Linked DNA regions of Homo sapiens: region 1 is linked to region 2. A link is a contact called in ENCODE Hi-C or POLR2A ChIA-PET data. All regions are on one chromosome and are shown on one strand. Each heading gives the region's core, a stretch centred on a gene start or an enhancer-like site at or near the end of the contact. The rest is flanking DNA. Distances are from core to core; before and after follow the strand shown. Region 1 overlaps ACOX3 (acyl-CoA oxidase 3, pristanoyl). Region 2 overlaps SH3TC1 (SH3 domain and tetratricopeptide repeats 1).

What was found. A loop is a pair of places that touch in the nucleus more often than their neighbours do. ChIA-PET counts read pairs that join two places held with the same protein, here RNA polymerase II (POLR2A). Pooled maps may share reads with other maps.
Region 1: a pooled map shows a loop between it and region 2 (5-fold over the local background). The contact joins two enhancer-like sites. A Hi-C loop is called at or near these places in 6 of 168 maps with a recorded cell type or tissue (endothelial cell of hepatic sinusoid, left lung, ovary and 2 more) and 8 of 50 pooled maps. POLR2A ChIA-PET finds 5 or more read pairs at or near these places in 5 of 52 experiments (H1, K562, MCF 10A and 2 more).

The regions. Positions count from the first base shown.
Region 1 is chr4:8,418,275-8,422,448 of GRCh38, reverse strand. All of the region lies in intron 1 of ACOX3 (acyl-CoA oxidase 3, pristanoyl), which reads left to right. Among named protein-coding and RNA genes, the nearest start is that of ACOX3, 20 kb to the left of the region's middle. RefSeq lists an enhancer at 2,905-2,954. Within about 2 kb of position 2,833, at least 6 of the 41 ENCODE cell types and tissues checked have a DNase peak (open chromatin) inside an H3K27ac peak, as active enhancers do; they include right lobe of liver, where a contact is called at or near this core.
Region 2 is chr4:8,227,466-8,229,965 of GRCh38, reverse strand. It overlaps SH3TC1 (SH3 domain and tetratricopeptide repeats 1), which reads right to left. Exons shown (of 18, transcript NM_018986.5): 12 at 1,322-2,500. Among named protein-coding and RNA genes, the nearest start is that of SH3TC1, 29 kb to the right of the region's middle. RefSeq lists a silencer at 514-573 and enhancers at 331-1,001, 1,094-1,353, 2,343-2,500. Within about 2 kb of position 1,250, at least 22 of the 41 ENCODE cell types and tissues checked have a DNase peak (open chromatin) inside an H3K27ac peak, as active enhancers do; they include right lobe of liver, where a contact is called at or near this core.

The sequences.
Region 1 (4,174 bases), core at 1,584-4,083, 190 kb before region 2:
GCTCTGGGCCTAAGGTGGACTTTTGAAGTTTTTTTCCTAATGTTTGCATTACACTGTTTAACTGACAACAAAGTGGTATTGGAGTGTTATAGGGTCATAGAGAAGACCTTCAATTATCAATTATAGGTTTTAAATTTACCCTGGCTTTTAAAGGAATAGGGTACACTGTTTTTTTCTTAACTACTTATATATCTCTCTCTTTCTTTCTCTCTTTGACTGTCTCTCTCTTTCTCTTTGACTTTCTGCCTTTCTTCCCCCCTCTCTCTTTCTTTCTCTCTCTTCTCTCTCTCTTTCCTTTCTCTCTCTGTTTCTCTTTCCCTCTCATTCTCTCTCTTGATAGATGGATTTTGGGAACACAGCGGAAGAATGTTCGCTCGTTGCCCCCATTTGCCTCTATAGGAATATGCGCCTCCCTTTAATTTACTCAATTCGCTTTCTTCCTGATCTATTCTGTTGTCGTAGACACAGTTCCAGTTGTTAAAGTACTGGGTCATCAATTCTAAGGCCCTGGCCAAGGAGTCTAGGCTTAGAGATTGTATTGCAGTGGGGGAGGTAAGCTGGGTAGAAATTGGGGGAGGAGAGCATCTTACACAATGGGAGAGCAATCCTCCTAGCCATTTACAAACTTGGGGCCCTGGCAAGGGTGGTAGGTCCCACATAACTTCCCATGTCGAGAGCTGTATATCTAAATTGGGAGGGACACCAGGGACAAGACTCCCTGGGTTCATACCCTAGGTGCTTAAGGACACAGCGTAGAGCTTCCTTAGATCCCTTTGGAGATACAACTTGCTCTAATACTTGGGAGAGGAAGTGAGTCTGAAGCATTAGTACCTAGGAGGCAGGGATCAGAGGAAGTAGATTCAGAGGTAAGGAGAATTTTGGGGCTACACTTTCAAGAAAGTCATGGTTAGGACCCAGGAGGTATGGGCCAGAAGGAGAGATAGGGGTGCACGCATGGGCAACTGTTGAGTAGAGACTTCTGGCTGCGCCATGATCTTGACCGGCCAATGCCGGGAATTTGGGACGACAGCTTTCTGCCTCTAGTCAGCCCTCTGCTTCCCCAAGAAAACTGTAAAAGTGGAAGCTGGTTCCAGGCAGACCAATGCTCCCAACCCAAAAGGGTTGGGGATTGTTAGAAAGCCTTTTCCCAGAAAGCCTCACACCTGAGTCTTAAGTCCGGTGGCCACATTAATCATTTTTAACCAGCCAACAGGTGCCCAGTATTTTCCTCCAATTCTAAGGAAGGGTAGGACAGAATAGCAAGTGAAAGTGGTTCAATATTACTCACCGCTTTGGAGAATCCCCATACGAGCCCAGCAAATGTTACCGATGAGTGTTTGCTCCCAGAGCTCCCAAGATGGTGGTGGGCCGCTTCCAAAATGGCAGCAAACCTCTTGCTCTCTGACCTGGGGTTCTTGGCCTCACGGATTCCAAGGAATGGAACCTTGGGCCATGCGGTGAGTGTTATAGCTCTATTAGAAGCCGTGGGTCATGGAAGAGAACTGTGGAACCCAGGGACTAGTGTTCAGCTCAATTAGGACGAACCCAGGCACTTAGCCATGCAGGAACAATGGTGAGCCTCTAGCCCGATTGGGAGCAGCAATGGGTGCCTCACTGGATCAGAAGCTCAGTGGACACCCTGCTGGATCCGGAGGGGTGGAAGTCAGTGGTGGGTCTGCGATGGCGATGATCAGCAGTGGTGGACAGCAAGTGATAGCTCAGCTCGAGCTGGAACAAACATGGACCAGAAGAGTGTGCAGTTGCAAGATTTAATAGAGTGAAAACAGAGCTCCCATTCAACGGGGGGGTACCCAAAGGGCGTTGCCTGATCTGGCTCGAATGCCTGGGTTTATATCCTGATCATTGTGCCTCCCCCTGTGCTCTCAGGGGATAGGTGATTTAATTATTTCTTTACCTCCTGTTTTTAGCCTAATTGGTATTTTAGTGAGCTCTCTTTACTACCTGATTGGTCTGGTGTGAGCTGAGTTACAAGCCCCATGTTTAAAGGTGGGTGTGGTCACCTTCCCCAGCTAGGCTTAGGAATTCTTAGTCAGCCTTGGAAATCCAGCTAGTCCTGTCTCTCAGCATCACTGTATTATCACCCCCAAGGTGCACAGATCTTAGGAAGGTCACCCAGCTAGAAAGCTGTAACATTGAGATTTGAACCCAGACAGTCTGGCTTCACAATCCTTATCTCTAACAGTTGTACCATAATGCAGTAAGGTTGGTGACTTCAAGTGGCATGGGCCCATAGGTACTTGTTAGGATCTGGGGATTTGGAGCCAGCTGTGCTTGATAATAGTTGTATGACCATGGTCAATGTCTCTAAGAAGCTCCAGTTTCCTCACCTGGAAAAGGAGACTACTGATAGTACTTGGGCTTGGTGGGCACAGTTGAGGTCTATGTAGCTGCTTAACACAGTCACCTGCACACAGCACCAGCTCAGTAACTGGAGGTTGTTATGAGGGTTTTATCAGGCTGGAGAGAAATGAGAAGATTCCGTAAGGTGTTAGAGATGCACTGTGGACTTGGTAATGTACTGAGGTTATGGCGCATGGAGAGGGGAATTCCAACATGACACTGGGGTTTGTAATTCCAGTAATCCTTGGGTGACTGGCAGTGTGGAACTGGGGTGCAGGAGGCGAAGCTGGGTCAGGGCTGAGAGGCTGAATTCAGTGTTGAACACTCAGTATGGGCATCTCCAGAACATGAGAGGTGGGGAATTGCCGTTGACTGCCAAATGAGCTCACGAGTCTGGAGGTGTGAATCGGGGAGCCTTGCACACATTGAGGACGTGATGTTTTCGGTTCTCTTGCGTACATACCTCAGAGTGGAATTGCTGAGTCATGTGGTCACTCCATGTTTAATCACTTGTGGAACTGCCACACTGTTCTCCAGAATGGCTGGGTCACTTTACATTTTCACTGGAAGGGCATGAGAGTCTGATTTCTCCACATCCTCTCAATACTTGTGATTATTTTTCTGTTTCTTTTTTCTTTTTTTCTTTTTTTTTTTGAGACAGAGTTTCACTCTGTCACCCAGGCTGGAGTGCAGTGGCGCAATCTAGGCTACTGCAATCTCTGCCTCCCGGGTTTAAGTAATTCTCTGCCTCAGCCTCCCAAGTAGCTGGGACTATAGGCACCTGCCACCATGCCCGGCTAATTTTTTTGTATTTTTAGTAGAGATGAGGTTTCACCATGTTGGCCAGGCTGGTCTTGAATTCCTGACCTCATGATCCACCTGTCTGGGCCTCCCAAAGTGCTGGGATTACAGGCATGAGCCACTGCGCCTGGCCTATTTATCTGGTTCTTTAAGAGATAAGGTCTTGCTGTATCACCCAGGCTGGTCTCAAACTCCTGGGCTCAAGCTGTCCTCCTGCCTTAGCCTCCCCAGAGTAGCTGGGACCACAGGCACGTGCCACTATAGCCGGCATTTAGTATTTTAGTATCTTTTTGCTCATTGCCATCCTAGTGGATGTGAAGTGGTCTCTCATTGGGTTTTTGGTTTGCATTTTCCTGGTGGCTAATGATGTTGACCATATTTTTCTGTGTTTTTGTTGTTGTTGTTGTTTGTTTGTTTTGTTTTCTTTGAGACCGAGTTTCATTCTTGTTGCCCAGGCTAGAGTGCAATGGCACAATCTCAGCTCACTGCAGCCTCTGCCTCCCGGTTCAACCGATTCTCCTGCCTCAGCCTCCTGAGCATCTGGGATTACAAGCATGCGCCACCATGCCCAGCTAATTTTTGTATTTTCAGTAGCGATGGGGTTTCACCGTGTTGGCCAGGCTGGTCTCAAACTCCTGACCTCAGGTGATCCGCCCGTCTCGGCCTCCCAAAGGGATTACAGGTGTGAGCGTGCCTGGCCTTTCCTGTATTTTTTGGCCATTTGTCTGTCTTTGGAGAAATGTCTATTTGAACCCTTTGCCCATTTTTTAATTGGTTTTTTGTCATTTTATTATTGAGTCTTAAGAATTTTTTTTTTTTTTTTTTTTTGAGATGGAGTCTCGCTCTGTCACCCAGGCTGGAATGCAGTGGTGCAATCTTGGTTCACTGCAACTTCTGTCTCCCAGGTTCAAGCGATTCTCCTGCCTCAGCCTCCTGAGTAGCTGGGATTACAGCCATGTGCCACCATGCCTGGCACATATAATCTTTTTTATATGTTGCTGGATTCAGTTTA
Region 2 (2,500 bases), core at 1-2,500:
CTCGTCCCCTGGCCCCCGGTCTCCTCGACTGTTCAACGCGGGGTGGGGAGACAGGGAAGCATGATCCTCGTTCCCTGGCCTGCGTTTCCAAGTCTGAATCCCCCAGCACCCCGGGGAGGGCCTCGTAGGAGGTGCCACAGGCTATTGTGCCAGGACCCACCGGAGGCTGCTGTGGGGGCTGGGGTGCCGGGTTTCTGGAGGGTCTCCTTGCAGTCAGAGAATGGCCCTGGGGAAGAAGCCTGGGTCTGAACCCCCCCACTCCTCCTTGGGCAGATGGCTCCCCAGTGCCCTTAGGGAAAAGGCCAAGCCACAGCCTGAGGCCCCAGGCCCTGCTTAGCTCTCCAGCAGAGCTTCTCACCATCCAGCACCCAACCAACCCACGCCCAACTCTGCACCTCCCTGCATAGGCCCTGCTCACTCACCCCCACTTACACCCCACTCATCCCCGCTCACCCGCTCACACCCCCGCTCACTCACCCCCTGCTCACCCCCATCACACCCCCACTCACTCACCCCCTGCTCACTCACCCCCATCACACCCCCACTCACTCACCCCTACTCGCTCACCCCTGGGCCTTCACACAGGCTACACCACCAGCCCCTCACCCACCACGTATTACTTGACTAAATCTTCTCAACCCTCTGGCCCCAGACTAAAGAGGCTTCCCTAACCCGGGGCCAAGAGCTGCCCCGCCATCACACCACTCACCCTTTTGTGGCTTCTCTGGCCTGAAGCTCACTTTCCCATGCTCAGCCCCTGCCACCCAAGGACCCCACAAGCCCCATTTGTGGGTGGGACGTGGCACACTCTGCACAACGAGCTGCTTTTGCATAAACTTTTCTGCGGCTTTGGGTAACCACCCGCCCCTGCGTCCTCTGTGAAGTGGGATGACAGGTGCACAGGGCTGCCGAGATGTCAAGCAGATAACATGGGCACAAGCACCGGCGTTCAGGGCCTGGCTCATGGAGGGGCCCCAAGTCCCAGCTCAGCGGAGCCTGCCTCGCTTCCAGGGTTATGTCTAGGGTGACCCACCGCCCGTTGCCCAGACTTCAGGGATTCCCAGCATGCAGGACTTTCAGTGCTCAAGGCAGGATGGTCCCTGGGCAAACCGGGAGGAGCTGGCTCCCCCAGTAGGGCAGAGAGGGCCTGGCCCTGCGTGGGAACTGCCTGTCTCCAGGGCGCTTGCCAACATCTGCTGTTTGCCATGACTCAGCACTTTCGATGGTGGAAAAACCACCGCTTGTGTCTGAATCACAAACCCCAGGTGTGCCCTGACCCGAGTGGCCCCGGAAGGCACACAGAAGGAACTGGGGCACTCACTCTCCACGTGGCCCATCTCCACGGCGACCAGAAGGGCCCACTCGTAGTAGCCCTTGCCCTGCTGGGCCGGGCCCTGGCGGGTGCAGAGATGGCCCAGCTGCAGGAGCACGTGGGTGAAGTCCCGGCCACACTCCCCAAGGGGCAGCCTCGAGAACAGCCGCACGGCCTCCAGGAGGTAGTGCTGGGCCAGCCTGCTGGCACCCGCATGCAGGCACAGGGCCCCGAAGTTGGCCAGCCCCACTGCCTGGTTCCTTTGCTGGCCCAGGTCCCGAGCCACCCGCAGGGCGCGGTAGTAGCTCTCAGCTGCCTGCCTCGTCCGGCCCGTCCTCTTCAGAGCCACGGCCACCATGTTGGCAATCACGCCCTCCTGGTCCTCGCTGGCCACCACTGCATCCCGGACAGACTGCAGGATGTCCAGGGCCACCGGGCTCTGCCCATGAAGCACGTGCAGCCAGGCCAGGGCCACCAGGTGGTCCACGATGGCACGGACTCCGGCAATAGCACTGGCTTCCACTGCCTGCGTCATGAAGGTGATGGCCGGGCCGTGGCAGCCATGGTGGCTGTACAGCTGGGCCAAGCTGGTGTAGAGGGGGCCGCGCAGCGCCTGGCCTGTGCCCGGGGTCAGGGAGGCCAGCGCTTGCCTGAGGTAGTGGGAAGTTTGGGCAGGGAGGCTGTGGGGCTGGGGGGCGTTCTGGAGCACCAGGTTCACACTCCTCAGCGAGCCGGCCAGCGAGCCCCGTGTCCGCAATGAGGCCACCTTGACACAGCTCAGCACCAGGTGGGGCAGGCACTTGCGGCTGTAGATGTCAGCCAGGAGTAGGTAGCAGTCTGAGAGCCACGCGGCCTCTGGGGCTCCCGAGTCCCTGTGCAAAAGCAGCAGCCGCTCTAGGAAGGGCAGGGCCTCCTCGGGCTGCTTGAGGTGCACGTGGTGCCTGGCCAGCAGGAAGCAGGCCCGGGCCTCGGCCTGCAGGCTCTGGCCACCCACCGCCCGCCGCAGCGCCAGCTGCAGGAGCTCCCCCTCCGCCTCGGTGCTGCAGATGTGGTCAGGCGTCCCCAGGAGCAGGGCCATGGCTTTGGGCACCACCTGTGCACACTTCTCCCGGTTCTTCTGCTTCCGGTAAATGCTGGCCAGGTTGGCGTACACAGCCACCACTAGGAACAGGTCCCCGAAGCTGCCCT